Regions from separate parts of the Homo sapiens genome. Here region 1 is linked to region 2. Evidence: read pairs that join two places in POLR2A ChIA-PET (ENCODE). Cell type or tissue: A673. All regions are shown on one strand. Each heading gives the region's core, and the rest is flanking DNA. Links, peaks and the distances in the headings are about the cores only. Region 1 overlaps MTRFR (mitochondrial translation release factor in rescue). Region 2 overlaps RILPL1 (Rab interacting lysosomal protein like 1).

Region 1 (8,362 bases), core at 140-8,139, 230 kb after region 2:
TGGTGGTGCGTGCCTATAGTCCCAGCTTCTCCGGAGGCTGAGGTGGGAGGATCACCTGATCCTGGCAGGTTGAGGCTGCAGTGAGCTGTGATCGTGCCACTGCACTCCAGCCTGGGTGACAGGGCAAGATGCTGTCTCAAAAAAAATTTGAGTGAAGTAGTTGTGTCAGAGACTGTAGCCTGCAAAGCTCAAAATATTTGCTGTCTGGTCCTCACAGAAAACATTCTCCAAGGCTCTGAGTTAGTTTCTAAGATTTGTGAGGTGATGATGTGGGATGTCATTCCCAGTGGCCTCTGGGAGTCATGTATTAGAAGGAATAGAATCCTTAGTGTCTATTAAAAGATCATATTTCATGAAGTTCAGTAGAGGCAGAAAGAAAAAAAAGGTAAGCACCAAACCACAGAGACAAAAGACTGGGGAAGATTCATCGGGCAGAAGGTAGCTGCAGTCTTGTGGGGTTGTCCCCGTGGACCCAGGGTCCCGCGTGGGTAGTAGTCAGTTCTCTGCGCCCTCACGTGTGCAGCTGAAGCCATTCTCTTGCTTACTTACGCCGGTCAAGCCCTGTCTAGAATTCAGACTGAAGAAGCCAGAGAAAAATCTCCATAGTGGGTCAAGCAAAAGAATTTGGGTGGAGACATGTCTTTCATCCAACAGTGTCGTGGAAGGACAGCTTGCTGGTGCACCTTGAATGCAGGAAAAAATGTTTAGAGAGACAGGAAGAGTTGTGGTGAGGAGGGAAGGGCTTTAGAGAGGGATGGGATTGTTAGCGTCCTTCAGGGTTGCTTGGTTATAGGTTTCCCTGGTTCTCTTTATGTCTGAGGGTTTTGTGGACAGGCTGTGGAAGGATGGATCCTCTTGCTGTTTCAGAATGGGCTTTGCTGGCTGGTCCTGTGCACTTGCTGACCTCAGGTCTCTGCCTCTGTTTCAGGCATCATTCACGCTAGAGGACTGGTTCGGGAGTGCTTGGCAGAAACGGAACGGAATGCCAGATCCTAGCTGCCTTGTTGGTTTTGAAGGATTTCCATCTTTTTACAAGATGAGAAGTTACAGTTCATCTCCCCTGTTCAGATGAAACCCTTGTTTTCAAAATGGTTACAGTTTCGTTTTTCCTCCCATGGTTCACTTGGCTCTGAACCTACAGTCTCAAAGATTGAGAAAAGATTTTGCAGTTAATTAGGATTTGCATTTTAAGTAGTTAGGAACTGCCCAGGTTTTTTTTGTTTTTTAAGCATTGATTTAAAAGATGCACGGAAAGTTATCTTACAGCAAACTGTAGTTTGCCTCCAAGACACCATTGTCTCCCTTTAATCTTCTCTTTTGTATACATTTGTTACCCATGGTGTTCTTTGTTCCTTTTCATAAGCTAATACCACTGTAGGGATTTTGTTTTGAACGCATATTGACAGCACGCTTTACTTAGTAGCCGGTTCCCATTTGCCATACAATGTAGGTTCTGCTTAATGTAACTTCTTTTTTGCTTAAGCATTTGCATGACTATTAGTGCTTCAAAGTCAATTTTTAAAAATGCACAAGTTATAAATACAGAAGAAAGAGCAACCCACCAAACCTAACAAGGACCCCCGAACACTTTCATACTAAGACTGTAAGTAGATCTCAGTTCTGCGTTTATTGTAAGTTGATAAAAACATCTGGAAGAAAATGACTAAAACTGTTTGCATCTTTGTATGTATTTATTACTTGATGTAATAAAGCTTATTTTCATTAACAATTTGTATTAAAATGTGGGTTCCTTGAATTCTTACGTGCTGTTTTATTTTTTTGAGACAGGGTCTTGTTTTGCCACCCAGGCTGGAGTGCAGTAATATAATCTTGGCTCACCGCAGCCTCAACCTCCTGGGCTCAAGCAATCCTCCCATCTCAGCCTCCCTAGTGGCTGGAACTACAGGTGTGTGCCACTATGCCTGAATAATTTTTAAAAGACTTTTTGTATTGAATGAATGGGTGTGTGATGGAAAAAAAATTTTTTTTGCAGAGATGAGGTCTCACTATGTTGCCTAGGCTGGATCCTGGGCTCAAGTGATCCTTCCACCTTAGCCTCTCAAAGTACTGGGATTATAGGTGTGAGCTACCACGCCTGGTGTAAAGAAGTGCTATTTTAAATAATCTCTCATGAAAGTGTTTGAAATGCTTGTTCCCCGGTGCCGTGAAGAAATAGCACTTGAACATAAATTTAATTTACTCAGCAAGGCCATTTTTACTTCCCGCAGAAAGGGTACATTCGCCAGCAGTTTTGCCACGAGAGTACACCGAACAAAGAGACAGGGTCATTTGTAACCTGATGCGTCCACCCTACTGCTGTGTCCGGTTTCCATTGGCTGGAACGGGACCTCATATTCTGTATTTGTCCTGATTGGGAAGCAACTTAAAACTTTTTAAAAGAGGCGAAGGCAGAAGAGAACAAAGGAAGGAGAAAGTAACTTGTGGAATGGTGAGAAAGGTAAACACTTTTAAATAAGGAAGAGGAACAGGCTATGACCTAATGCTTGCTCCGACCAGTGTAAGCATGCCAGGACAAATATTTAGGCTAAATTGTGGGAGCTAAGAACATAAAGTACATTGATTTCTTTACCACGGCTAGCAGATAATTAGGAATGTTAGCACAGGTCTTTGAATAAATTTTGCTTCGAAGAGAAGTTACCGTTTATTCCAAATTAAATGGGGAGGAAAGTCTTTGGAGAGGAACCTCTACTTTACCTTTTACAAGAGGTAGGAGATGCCTGTTCAAACTGTATTTTCCCATCTGACACGGAAACATTTTGGTGATATCATTAGCACAGTTGGCTGGGGAAAGAATGTGTTTGCTAAGTCAGAGGTAGGGATAAAGTGAAGTTGCATTATGGGTGTATTTTAAGTGCAGCAAACTTAAGTGTATGCTAGGAAAAAAAAATAGCAGCAGCAGTTTTTAAAAAAAAAATTTTTTTTTTTTTAGATGGAATCTCCCTCTGTTGCCTAGGCTAGAGTGCAGTGGCTTGATGTTGGTTCACTGCAATCTCTGCCTCCCAGGTTCAAGCGATTTTCCCAGCTTAGCCTCCCGAGTAGCTGGATTACAGGAGCGTGCCACCACACCCAGCTAATTTTTGTATTTTTAGTAGAGATGGGATTTTACCATGTTGGTCAGGCTGGTCTCCAACTTCTGACCTCAGGTGACCCAGCCGCCTTGGCCTCCCAAAGTGCTGGGTTTACAGGCGTGAGCCACCACGCCCGGCCAGAAGCAGTATTATTGAGTTGGCCTGTTACCCCATGGTTAGGCCATTCTCAGTTCGTAGGTGCTTATCCTGTGGGCTTTTGGTGGGTGCTACAGGAATCTTTTTCATAAAGTACGGCTCCTAACTTCAAGCTACTTCATATGGTGCTCACTGGAAGAATTATCTGCTCTGGTGCCAGGGAAAAAATGGGCTGCACTGGATGTGTTGAGAGTCCACGTGGTGGTCTCTGACAGTGCCTCCCAAAGGGATTTTAATTCTTACTCTATACCTTAGGCCCTAAATACCTGCAATGAGAATTTGCTTTGCTGAGCAGTAGACAAAGACAAATGAGAGAGACTTGTCTTTCTTTGATGCAGGCATGAGGCGAATTCTCAGCCATGACAAGGCTGAAGGCCAGCAGGAACAGGCTCTAGCGAAATGGGTGCTGTGTCCCCTTCCTGCATGTGGCAGAAAGTTGCAAAGGTATGAGAGAGGAGACAAACGGAAACCATTCTCCCTTATCTCCAGCTCCAAATTTCCCCTCCCACTCTTACTGGTTTCTTAGGTGTTGTTCTAGAGCCTTTATTTTCTACAGGGCGTTTGGGCTGGGGAAGGGTCCTGTACACTCGCAACAGGAGGTGTAGAATGAGCCCTGCATTGAATGTGTAAGCATCCAAAGCTGTCACTGAGGTGAGAAGAGCCTTCATTGGCAGCCTCAAAGAGAAAGGTGTGCTTGGATGTATGCACTGGACATGCCACCTAGGCCTACTGGACATGCCGCCTAGGCCTGCTGGACAGACTGCACAACTGAGGCCCTGCAACTGGCAATCTCCCAATGGCTTTCTCACCTCTCAGCATTTTTCCCTATTTGTTTTCTACGTGGACTCCAGAAGAGTTCTAACAAGCCAAGCTATAAAGCATGGCTTTAAAAGAAAAACAACTGTAAGGTAAAATCCAGCTTAAGTGACGTAAATTTACAAGCAAATCAGATTCTGGAACCTCACCTTTACAAATCTTGCAAATCAACGTGCAGGGAATGTGTTTGTTTCTACATCAGAGGCACAACTGGGCATCATACAGCCTAGAAGCTAATAGAGCACATGGACAAGGAACAGAGCCTTTAGCTCTTCCAACCCTCTTATTTTCTCTCTTTTTTTTTTTTTTTTTAGACAGTCTTGCTCTGTTGCTCACGCTGGAGTGCAATGGCGCAATCTTGGCTCACTGCAACCTCGCCTCCCAGATTCAAGCAATTCTCTTGCCTCAGCCTCCCAAGTAGCTGGGATTACAAGCGTGTGCTGCCACGCCTGGCTAATTTTTGTATTTTTAGTAGAGATGGGGTTTCACCATGTTGGTCAGGCTGGTCTCAAACTCCTGACTTCCATGATCCGCCTGCCCCAGCCTCCCAAAGTGCTGGGATTACAGGCGTGAGCCACCATGCCCGGCCCTTGTTTTCTCTTACTGTCTTGAGCTGACATGGGGATAACTGACTTTTAAGTGTCACTGGGCAGCAGCTTCCCAGCAGATGGCAAGTTGCCAAGAAATGCTATTAATGTTTGACTCCATTCTCCAGTTCTCCATAAAAATTGACTTTACTAATTACAAAAAAAATTTTATTATTACAAAACATACAATCTCACAAAGGTACAATTTGAAATACGGGGACACCCTTCTAACTACCACCCAGGTGAAGAAACAGAACTTTGTCAGGCACCCCAGAACCCCTCCAAGTGCCTCATCACAATGACAACTCCTTCCCTCTAGAAGTAGCCATTATTCTTGTATAGTACTGACTGTGTTTCTTTATGGTTTTATCTTATTTTTTAGAGACAGGGTCTTGTTCTGTCACACAAGAACAAGTGGACAGGTGGAGTGCAGTGGTGTTCATAGCTCACTGCAATCTTGAGCTCCTGGGCTCAGGTGATCTTCCTGTCTTAGCCTCCCAAGGTGCTGGGATTATAGGCGTGTGTCATTGCACTTGAACTAGTTTTATTTTTTTTTTGAGATGGGGTCTCGCTCTGTCACCCAGGTGTTGCCCAGGCTTGAGTGCAGTGGCGCGATCTCAGCTCACTGCAACCTCCGCCTCCCAGGTTCACGCAATTCTCCTGCCTCGGCCTCCCGAGTAGCTGGGATTACAGGTGCCCGCCACCATGCCTGGCTAATTTTTTGTATTTTTAGTAGAGACGGGGTTTCACCATGTTGGCCAGGCTGGTCTCAAACTCCTGACCTCAAGTGATCCGCCCGCCTCGGCCTCCCAAAGTGCTGGGATTACAGATGTGAGGCACCGTCCACCGTGCCCAGCCGAGTTTTATTCTTGAATCGTGCATGTCTCTGTTCACTACAGTTTAGTGCACCATTTAAATAAATTTGTTGTCTTTTAAGTTCATCAAAAATATTTCTTTTGAAGCACTATAATAATGCTGGTGATGGAACTCGCCACCATTATTCCCTGGGAGCTTCTGGCAGATTCTGTCAGTTGGAATCTCTAATTCTTTTCTCAGTGGACCTTTTTACTTGACTCCCACAGTTCTTTAAGTAGCTTCTTTTTTTCCAGGGTTTCCTTTGCTCTTTTTTTCCTTTCTTGTTTTTTCTTCGCCGCTTCTCGTTTTTCTTTGTGAACAGGACTGTTTTCACCATTGTAGAAAACATCTACTTTCTCTTGTAGGATTTTCCGAGCTAGCTTTCTGTTCTGATCAACTGATCTTGTCTGATGGCACTGTAAGAGATAATATTTTATAATGTGAAAACCACAGGATGTTAAAAATGGACAGGACCTCAGAAGTCATTAAATTCAACCTGTTCGCTTTTTTATTTACTATTTATTTATTTATTGAGACAGAGTTTCGTTCTTGTCATCCAGGCTAGAGTGCAATGGTGTGATCTTGGCTCACTGCAACCTCCGCCTCCTGGGTCCAAGTGATTCTCCTGCCTCAGCCTCCCAAGTAGCTGGGATTATAGGCGCACGCCACCATACCCAGTTAATTTTTGTATTTTTAGTAGAGATGGGGTTTCACCATGTTGGCCAGGCTGGTCAGGACAACCTGTTCGCTTTATAGAGAGGGACAAACCTGGATGGCAAAGCCCCTTATCAGGAGTCCCCATGAGTCAGTGACAGTGAAGACCAGCCCCTTTCCTGCCTCTGCCCTGTGTCCCATACCCTTGCTGTATTATGTGGCTTTCAGTGTGATTGTTTTAATCATTAGGAGTGCTATTTTGTTTAGAAGCAACAGTGGCCTTCAAATAACTTAAAGTCGCAAAATAATTATGAAAGTATCAACTGATGTATCTAGCTTGTGGCCAGTTAACAACCACTTTGTGTGCACCATTCATAAGCATAAAGTTCTGTCTGAAGGAAGAAAATAGCATCTTTATTATTAGTCAGCCATAACTCATTCACTGTGTAATGCCTCAGTTATTATAGGGTGAGTGCCTTGCAAAGCTGTTTGATAAAAGATAAATCTTAAGCCAGGCATAGTGGCTCACACCTATAATCCCAATGCTTTGGGGGCTGAAACGGGAGGATCACTTGAGGGCTGGAGTTTGAGACCAGCGTGGGCAACATAGCAAGACCCCCCATCTGTACCAAAAATGTAAAGATTGGATGGCCGGACGTGGTGGCTCATGCCTGTAATCCTAGCACTTTGGAGGCCAAGATGGGTGGATCACTTGAGGTCAGGAGTTTGAAACCAGCCTGGCCAACATGGTGAAACCTTGTCTCTAGTAAAAATACAAAAAAATTAGCTGGGCGTGGTGATGGGCACCTGTAATCCCAGCTACTCGGGAGGCTGAGGCAGGAGAATTGCTTGAACCCAGGAGGCGGACGTTGCAGTGAGCTGAGATTGCGCCACTGCACTCCAGCCTGGGCAATAGAGCAAGACTGTCTCAAAAAACAAAACGAAACAAAAAACACTGAGTGTGGTGGGGCATGCCTGCAGTCCCAGCTACTCGGGAGGCCGAGGCGGGAGGATTGCTTGAGCCCAGGTGTTTGAGGCTATACTGAGCCATGATTGCACCACTGCACTCCAACCTGGCTGACAAAACAAGACCCTGTCTCTTAAAAAAAAAAAAATTCTATGAAATTAGGGTTAAAGAATAATTCTGAAAGCAAGTTTGGATTGAGTTATGTCAAATAGGTTAAACAAAAATTAACTCTCAGGTTTCAGAATTTTGTTACTCATGAATGACACTTTTCAAGGGGGAAAAGAAATGATTGAGGTTTTACATGATATGCTTGTGGCTCAGAAACCCAGCAGTGAAGTGCAGCTGTTAGGAACATGGACTTGGGGTATGGTGTGAACTGACTACTGAGTGGCAGGACCTTGGGCAGGTCACTTAGCCTCTCTATGTCCCAGATTCCACACCTGTACTGTGATGGAAATCATGAACATGGGGTTTTGGGGACTGCAGAGTTAATGCTGCTTCGAACAGTTCCTCCCACACGTTTCCATGACCTGTAAGTATCTGCTGCCAGTATCGTTATATATGAAACACCTGCCTTGGCTATCTCTCTTCTGTGCTGCTTCCAGGACTCTCTCGTGATCCCTGAGGCAGATGGACTGGGAGCCCCTCTGACCAACCTTCTTTTTTTTTTTTTTAAGAGGGAATCTTGTCTGTTGCCCAGGCTGGTATGCAGTAGCATGATCTCGGCTCACTGCAATGTCTGCCTCCAGGGTTCAAGCGATTCTCCTGCCTTAGCCTCCGAGTAACTGGGATTACAGGCACGCGCCACCACACCCGGCTAATTTTTGTATTTTCAGTAGAGATGGGGTTTTGCCATGTTGACCAGACTGGTCTCGAACTCCTGACCTCAGGTGATCCACCCACCTCGGCCTCCCAAAGTGCTGGGATTACAGGCATGAGCCACTGTGCCTGGCCCGAGACTTGTTTTTTTATGTAAAAAGGAAGACTCCTATAGGCAGCTGTGCACAGCATTTTTTCTTCTGAGGTTGGAAAATGCCTGGCCTCCATGATCCTCCATGATCTCGCCCTCAGTCCTCTCTGTCCAGAAGAGGAGGTATCACCGACATTTACCAAAGGGGACAGAGAGGCGTGGAGGATGTGGCCACCCTAATGTTAACCAGCCATGACAGTTAAGGGCTGGGACTGCCAGCAGACAACCCATGCCTGCTTGCCGCCTCCTCAGGGACTTGGATCCCATA
Region 2 (8,362 bases), core at 332-8,331:
GGTTCTCATATTTCAACTCAAGGTTTCCTGCCTTTCACAGATTATATGTATATATATATATTTTTTTTTCTTCTTTTTTTTTGAGACAGGGTCTCAGGCCGGGGTGCAGTGGCACAATCTCAGTTCACTGCAACCTCCACCTCCCGGGTTCAAGCCACCATGATAGGCTAATTTTTGTATTTTTAGTAGAGACAGGGTTTCCCCATGTTGGTCAGGCTGGTCTTGAACTCCTGACCTCAAATGATCTGCCTGCCTCTATTTTATTTTATTTTATTTATTTATTTATTTTGAGTCAGGGTCTCACTCCATCACCCAGGCTGGAGTGCAATGGCACGATCTTGGCTCACCACAACCTCCGCCTCCTGGGTTCAAGCAATTCTTGTGCCTCAGCCTCCCGAGTAGCTGGGATTACAGGTGTGCGCCACCACACCCAGCTCATTTTTGTGTATTTTTAGTAGAGACAGGGTTTTACCATGTTGCCCAGGCTGATCTCGAACTCTTGACCTCAAATGATCCGCCTGCTTCGGCCTCCTGCTGGGATTACAGGTGTGAGCCACCGCGCCCAGCCACACGTTTTGATTTCGTAGCAGGTTTTGTTTTTGTTTTGTAAAGTGCGGGCTGCCTGCATAGGGAAAGCAGACAGGCGTATGCTGGCTGAAAGGCGGGCAGAATTTATGCATTGAATTTATGCTAGGCCTGGTGGTGCCAAGTGTGACCAGAGCACAGTCGTTCCCCATTGCTGGGCCAGGGGCTGCTGAGAAGTACTGTGAAGGGGCTGCCGTGGGAGGGCAGGGTGCTTTGAGGCACCCAGGCAGTGAGGAGCATTCCTAAGGCCTCGGGATGGAGGCCCTGACCCAGGATGCTGCCTCCCTAAGGCCTCTGGGCAGCCTCGTGGCTTGTTAGTTGGTCTCTTGGGCCTTCCTGGGAAGCAGCTGAGGCCTCAGGGTATCGCTCTGAAGCTGTGCCCAGAGTACCTCCAGGGATCAGCAGACAACCCACAAAAGGCCCCAGCTTATCTCAGCTAACCCGAGCCACCTCCCGGTCCCGCATGGAGTAAGCCTAGGAGGACCACGGCAGATGGAGCTCGATTGCCATCTTGGAAAGAGCCTCCTTGGTCCCTCCCAGTCTGAACCGGATAGTCCTGGGCTGCCCGTGGCCCTGCGGTCACTGCCTGGTGGCCTCTCGAGAAGCTGGAGCCCAGGGCTGTCCTTCTGCCTGTACTTTCAGGCAATAGTATTAGAAGTCAGGGCGGGCATGGTGGCTCACGCCTGTAATCCCAACACTTTGGGAGGCTGAGGCAGGCGGATCACCTGAGGTCAGGAGTTTAAGACCAGCCTGGCCAACATGGCGAAAGCCCATCTCTACTAAAAATACAAAATTAGCCAGGCATGGTGGCGCATGCCTGTACTCCCAGCTACTTGAGAGGCTGAGGCAGGAGAATCACTTGAACCCAGGAAGCAGAGGTTGCGGTGAGCTGAGATCATGCCATTGCACTCTAGCCTGGGCAACAAGAGCAAAACTCTGTCTCAAAAAAAAAAAAAAAAAGTCAGGACTTTGGGGCCAGACACAATGGCTCACGCCTGTAATCCCAGCACTTTGGGAGGCTGAGCCAGGAGGATTGTTTAAGCCCGGGAGTCCGAAACCAGCCTGGGCAACAAAGTGAGACCCCATCTCTAATGAAATATAAATAAAATTAAAAAAAAAAGAGAGTAAGGACTTTTGCATACCTTGCTGGGATTTCCCCAAACTCTAAAGGAATCAGGCCATTCCTCCCCAAAAATGAACTGTCCCTTCTCCAGAAAAAAAAGAACTCAGGTTCTAAGGAAGCCCTTCAATGTCTTGGGCAGTTAAAACCCAATAGGGGTGAGCAGAAAATTCCTGTGGCTTTGAAAGTGTGTGTTCACAGAAATCCCCAGGTACCTGGGTGGGAAGGGCCCTTGGAAATATTTCTGGGTTATCAAGGGCTAGATGGGGAGATGAAAGCCCAGACATAGGGGCGGGTGGCTTTGCCCAGAGGCCTCTCGAGAGGTGGGGGTTTGGGAGTTCCTTTGAAGGGCTTTGCTCTTTCCCCAGGGTGTGGGGACGGCTGTCAGATGGTCCCTCCCAGAGACACAGGAGAGGCAAGGCCCTGACCTGCTATGAAAGGCAGGACCCGAGCTGTCTGAGGAGGAAGGGACTGGAGGGAGCTTGGGGTTCGGGTCCATAGCAGGGGCCACTGCTGCCTGCAGGGTCCAGGCAGGAGAAGGAGAAAGGGGATGGAAAAGGGAGCAGCTGCTGCTCGGAAACAGCCCAGCGTTGCCAGTGGGGCCTGATCTTCCAGCGCACTTTCCACAGGAAGCCCAAAATGCAAACTTCAATATGAAATCTCCTAATCTTAAAGAGTTCGCAGCTAATTCAACAGAGTTTTAGAACACAGTGAAGGCCAAACAAAATGTGGGCCAGCAGCACTGGGATGGTCTAAGAGCTTAGTTTGCAACCTCTGATCTATACTACTAATGCCCAGAGTTCCTGGTGAACTCCTACATATTCGTCAAGACCCCATGCATAGAGACCACATCTGATTAACATCTTCCCTGATTCTCTCCAGTTAGATCTTGTGTCTGTGCACTATTTTTTTTTTTTTTAAGATGGAGTCTTACTCTGTCGCTCTGTCGCCCAGGCTGGAGTACAGTGGCACCGTGTCAGCTCACTGTAACCTCCATCTCCTGGGTTCAAGCAATTCTCCTGCCTCAGCCTCCCGAGCAGCTGGGATTACAGGTGCCCACCACCATGCCTGACTAATTTTTGTGTTTTTTAGTAGAGACGGGGTTTCACCATGTTGGCCAGGCTGGTCTCGATCTCCTGACTTCGTGATCCACCCACCTCAGCTTCCCAAAGTGCTGAGATTACAGGCGTGAGCCACTGTGCCTGGCCGCCCAGCTAATTTTTGTATTTTCAGTAGAGATAGCGTTTCACCATGTTGTCCAGGCTGGTCTCGAACTCCTGACTTCAGGTGATCCGCCTGCCTCAGCCTCCCAAAGTACTGGGATTACAGGTGTGAGCCACCACACCTGGCCTTAAGCTTCTATTTATGTGTATCTTCTCTTCAGCCCCATCTGTCTGACTCTGTTCCCAGGGCTGAGCTCCACGGCCAGCAAGGCACAAAGTTAGCTCTCAGTAAATGTTGGATAACTAGACATCCAGGGTTGCTCCTTGGTGAAGCTGGGCCAGGGAAAGAGGAGAACTGGCGCGATTGAATGCCGGCCGCATATCCGTCACCTGTTGTATGTGGTCTTGGGTGGAGACATGGAGTGTGTGGCTGCCGGGTGGTTCCGGAGCATCCCTGGAGGCGCTGCAGAGGAGATCGGACATTGAAGATGTCCTCTGAGGACACAGCCCACCTAAATTGTGGCATCAGCAGACGCCTAGAATACTTTCTTTGGAAATTAAATCCTCCAACATTTCCTCCCCTTGTTCTTGGGTGGGAAGAAGCCCCTCAGCTGCCCAGACAGCTTGCGAGGGCGGCCGGGGTCAGATTTCAGTTTCCCACTGCATGGAGGCCCCTCCTCTGCTGCCCCGTGCTGACTCCGACCCCAAGGCTGGGCAGGGTCAGCTTGCTCCCCCAACCTGGGCCTGCTGTGTGTGGCTCTGCTGTCACCTGACGTGCCCCAGCAGTGGGTGTTGTCTCCTTTCACACGTCCTTTCCCAGAACAGCCGGTTCCAGCCTCCCACAGGGTGTGAAGCCTCTCGGCTCTGCCTTCTGGAATCCCTCAGCCTCCTGTCCAGGGCACATTCAGGCTGGAGTTAGTCCCCTTCTCCCTGTGCTGCTATGGGGTTTTTCTTCTTCTTCTTCTTTTTTTTTTTTTTTTTTTGAGACAGGGTCTCACTTTGTTGGAGACACTGCCTTAAGTGCAGTGGCACAGTCTTGGCTCACTGCAGCCTCCACTTCCTGGGCTCAGGTGATCCTCATGCCTCAGCCTCCTATGTAACTGGGACTACAGGGGCAAGCCACCATGCCCAGTTAATTTTCTTTTCTTTTTTGTAGACATGAGGTCTTGCTATGTTGCCCGGGCTGGTCTGAATCTCCTGGGTTCTAGTGATCCTCCTGCCTCAGCCTCCCAAAGTGCTAGAATTAGGAGTGTGAGCCACGGTGCCGGGCCTATGGAGTTTTTCTTGAGGTTGGGAAGGACGTCTGTTTCCTCTCCCTTTCCCTGTTCTGGAGCTTTTTCACTGCTGTCCTGACCTCTGTCTACTCCTGGTTGGTCACGGGACATTGGTGGCTCAGGAGTGTTGGGGACACTCCATTCCTTTGAGAGTGTGGGCTACCTGTAGATTGACTGGCTGACTTGCAAAAGCTTCCTTGTGATTAAGAAAAAAAAGGAAAATAACTGTTGGCAAGAATATAGAGAAATTGGAACCCTTGTGCATTGCTGGTGGGAATGTAAAATAGAGCAGCTGCCGTGGGAAACGGTTTGACAACTCCTCAACAAGTTAAACACAGAATTAGCCCATGACCCAGCAATCCCACTCCCAGGTATACAACCAGAAGAACTGAAAACAAGTGTCCACACTAATACAGTTCTTAGCATTGCTATTCACATTAGCCAAAGAGTGGAAACCACTCTGATGTCCGTCAGCTGAAGAATGGATAAACACACTGTGGTACATCTGTACAGTGGAATATGGCTCAGCCATCAAAAGGAGTGAAGTGAGCTGGCGGGGTGGCCCACCCCTGTAATCCCAGCACTTTGGGAGGCTGAGGTGGGTGGATCACCTGAGGACGGGAGTTCAAGACCAGCCTGACCAACATGGTAAAACCCCGTCTCTACAAAAATACAAAACTTAGCCCGGGCATGATGGCGGGTGCCTGTATTCCCAGCTAGCTACTCGGGAGGCTGAGGCGGAAGAATCGCTTGAACCCAGGAGGCAGAGGTTGAAGTGAGCTGAGATCGTGCCATTGCACTCCAGCCTGGGTGACAGAGTGAGATGCCATCTCAAAAAAAAAAAGAGTGAAGTGCTGGTGTGTGCTGCAACGTGGATGAACCTTGGAAACACCGTGCTAAGTGAAAGGAGCCAGGCACAAAAGGCCACTTAATGTATGATTCTGTTTCTGGGAAATGTCCATGGTAGGCAGTCCATAGACAGAAACTACATTGGCATTTGCCAAGGGCTCAGGATAGGGAAGTAGAGAGTGACTGCTTAATAAGTACAGGTTTTCAGCCGGGTGCGGTGGCTCACACCTGTAATCCCAGCACTTTGGGAGGCAAAGGCGGGTGGATCACTTGAGGTCAGGAGTTCAAGACCAGTCTGGCCAACATGGTGAAACCCTGTCTCTACTAAAAATACAAAAATTAGCCAGGCATAATGGCAGGCGCCTGTAATCCCAGGTACTCAGGAGGCTGAGGCAGGAGGATGGCTTGAACCCGGGTGGTGGAGTTTGCAGTGAGCTGAGATCGTGCCACTGCACTCCAGCCTGGGTGACAGAGAGATTCCGTCTCAAAAAAAAAAAAATTGCCGGGTGTGGCGGTACACACCTGTAATCCCAGCTACTCGGGAGGCTGAGGCACAAGAATCGCTTGAAGCCAAGGAGTGGAGGTTGCAGTGAGCTGAGATCATGCCATTGCACTCCAGCCTGGGTGACAGTGAAACTCCATCTCAGAAAAAAATAAAATAATAAGTATGGGTTTTCCTTTTGGTATGAAGAAAATGTTCTAGAACTGGACAGAGGTGGTGGTTGTGTGACATGTGAGTTTACTAAATGTCACTTCCAAATTGTTCACTTTTAAAAGGTTCAAATGGTAAATTTTAGATGATGTATATTTTACCACATTTTTCTAAAAAGGCTCCCTCGCTATGCAAGAAGGTGAGAGGATGGGTGTGGGTGTGACCTGGGGCAGGTGACTTAGCATGATGCTGGGATCTGTTGGTCACCCGCATCACAGAGAAATGGCCGAGTGTGCACCCCCGCCGGGCTTCCACTGAACTCCAGATACTCAAAGCCACTGGGGAGGAGAGGACCTAACCAGAAGGCCCATAACAACAGGGAAAATGGATATGACTTACTGTCAAATGAAAAAGGAATGGAGAATTGTGTGTAGGCTGAGATTCCAGCCACTCTGGCCAAATTAGCAATGGTCTTAGTAAGGAGATGAAAGGAGGCCTGGAAAGGGGGAAGCAGCAGATGTACGAGGGTGGGGGCAGGGGAGGTGTGACAGCTCCTCCCTGGATGCCTTGTCATGTTTGTAATGAAACCCCAAGTCGGGTGGGGAGGTGCGGGGTCCGTGGGTTCGGCTATTGGGAAGGCGAACAATGAACAGGTGGCTGCTGGCTTCCACCTCCAGAGGGAAACTGTACAGAACGTGAGCAAGGGCCGCCTGCGAGTGCTGAAAATAGCACCCTCCACAGGCTGCTGGCACCCCGGGAGGGGGAGAATTTGGGCTCCTTCAGGATAGAGAGTGGGTGCTGGCAGTGGCTGCCAAGAATTCATTAGCAGCATCTCTGCCTCCTCCAGACGGAGCCGGTGGGAGAGGAGAGCATCTCCGACGCAGAGAAGGTGGCCATGGATCTCAAGGACCCCAACCGCCCCCGGTTCACCCTGCAGGAGCTGCGGGACGTGCTGCACGAGAGGAACGAGCTCAAGTCCAAGGTGTTCTTGCTGCAGGAGGAGCTGGCTTACTATAAGAGGCAAGTGTCCCTGGGGCTGGATGGCCCGAGCTGGCTCCTTACTGAGGTTAGCCAGAGTTTCTGTACAGTTACCTTCTTACCCCCTGGAAGACAAGCATTTCATCAGTGTTTTTTTTGGGTACCCTCTCTGGCCTAAAGAACTTACATACAAGCTCACAACCCCTTTCTGAAACTCTTGGGCCCAGGCCGGGCACCAGAGCTCACACCTTTAATTCCAGTATTTTGGGAGGCCGAGGCGGGAAGATTGCTTGATCCCAGGCATTCGAGACTAGCCTGGGCAACAAAGCGAGACCTCATCTCTTTTTTTAAATGAATGAATGAATGAAACCCGGCCCCGGTGTTAATGGTCTATGTGGCCCTTTTCACCTCCTACATTATCCTGTTCACTCTCATGCTTGCTTTATTGTAGGTTTCCACATGAGACCACAAGCAACATGAGACCAGAAGTCTTATTTATCTTGTCCATGGCTAAGTTCCCAGCACTTAGAATGGAGCTTGGCACACAGTAGGTGCACAACAAATATCTGTTGAATAGAAAGCTGGAAGGAAGGACCCATGCACCAGAGGTGGTCCCTGCTCCAGTGGGGAAGATAAGAGATGCATAAAAAATATAATACCACACATTTTTATTGAAAGGTTTACTGACTGTATACTGGATGTTCAAAGATGGGAGAGGCCGGGCGCGGTGGCTCATGCCTGTCATCCCAGCACTTTGCGAGGCCGAGGCAGGCGGATCACTTGAACCCAGGACTCGAAACCAGCCTGGGCAACATAGTGGGACCCCCATCTCTACACAAAAATTTTTAAAAATTAGCCAGGTATGGTGGCTCACCCTGTAGTCCCAGCCACTTGGGAGGCTGAAGCAGGAGGATCATTTCAGCCCAAGGTCAAGGCTGCAGTGAGCTATGTATGTTTGTACCACTGCACTCGAGCCTGGGCAACAGAATGAGACCCTGTCTCAAAAAAAAAAAAAAAAAAAAAAGATGGGAGAGTGGGAGAGATCACTTCTTCGAGTTTGTGGATGGGGTGGAAATCGGAAGGCCTCCTGGAGGAAGCAGCATTTGAACTGGGCCTTCCTGAAAGGATAGGGTAGTATTTAGATATGGGAGATGTTGAGGAGTGACAGGTATATTCTGGGTAGAAGAAACCACAGAGGTGTAGCGACAGGGAAGCCTGTGTAAGGACAGGAAACGGGGAGTGGTTCTATTTGGCTGGACTCTTCAGAATAAACTGGAAATACAGATGCGGGTCCCCTAAAAAGCATGCACCCTCTCAGACCATCAGACACTTCTCTTCTGGAATGTTCCAGTTCTCAAGGAACTTTTGACTCTTTTATCTCACGCCTCTCATCTCCTTCCAGTGAAGAAATGGAAGAGGAAAACCGAATACCCCAACCCCCACCCATCGCCCACCCGAGGACGTCCCCCCAGCCGGAGTCGGGCATCAAGCGACTGTAAGTGATGCGCTGCCAGCTTCTGCGCTCGGCTGACCTGGCGGTTCACGTGTCCTTTGACTTTTCCTCCTTGGCACCTGCTCCCAGGGCCAGGCTTGTGACTAACCACATCCTGCTGAGACGTCTGGCCTGGCCCCCGACTTTGAGTTCATCTCCCTTCCTGAATGCTGAGTCCCTCCTGGGGGTCTCTGGGCAGAGAGGTTTGGGGAGTGCGGGAGGCGAGAGGGGAGAGGCTTGGGCCAGTGG

Evidence for each region. ChIA-PET counts read pairs that join two places held together with the same protein. Peaks named below come from ENCODE experiments on the same cell type or tissue, not always from the same donor. Only the 100,000 strongest peaks of a DNase experiment are listed, where the experiment ranks them.
Region 1: POLR2A ChIA-PET joins it to region 2 with 10 read pairs; 4 of 35 experiments call an interaction of 5 or more read pairs at or near these places.

What each region holds. Positions count from the first base shown.
Region 1 is chr12:123,254,370-123,262,731 of GRCh38, reverse strand. It overlaps MTRFR (mitochondrial translation release factor in rescue), which reads right to left. Exons shown (of 3, transcript NM_152269.5): 3 at 4,772-5,919. The coding sequence ends at 5,701. It overlaps CDK2AP1 (cyclin dependent kinase 2 associated protein 1), which reads left to right. Exons shown (of 4, transcript NM_004642.4): 4 at 929-1,756. The coding sequence ends at 996. Among named protein-coding and RNA genes, the nearest start is that of CDK2AP1, 13 kb to the left of the region's middle. In A673, for the core only: no CTCF peak of the experiment used is centred there; no DNase peak of the experiment used is centred there; H3K27ac peaks cover 290 bases.
Region 2 is chr12:123,483,934-123,492,295 of GRCh38, reverse strand. RILPL1 (Rab interacting lysosomal protein like 1) reads left to right here. Exons shown (of 7, transcript NM_178314.5): 5 at 6,491-6,663; 6 at 8,024-8,116. Among named protein-coding and RNA genes, the nearest start is that of SNRNP35, 30 kb to the right of the region's middle. In A673, for the core only: no CTCF peak of the experiment used is centred there; no DNase peak of the experiment used is centred there.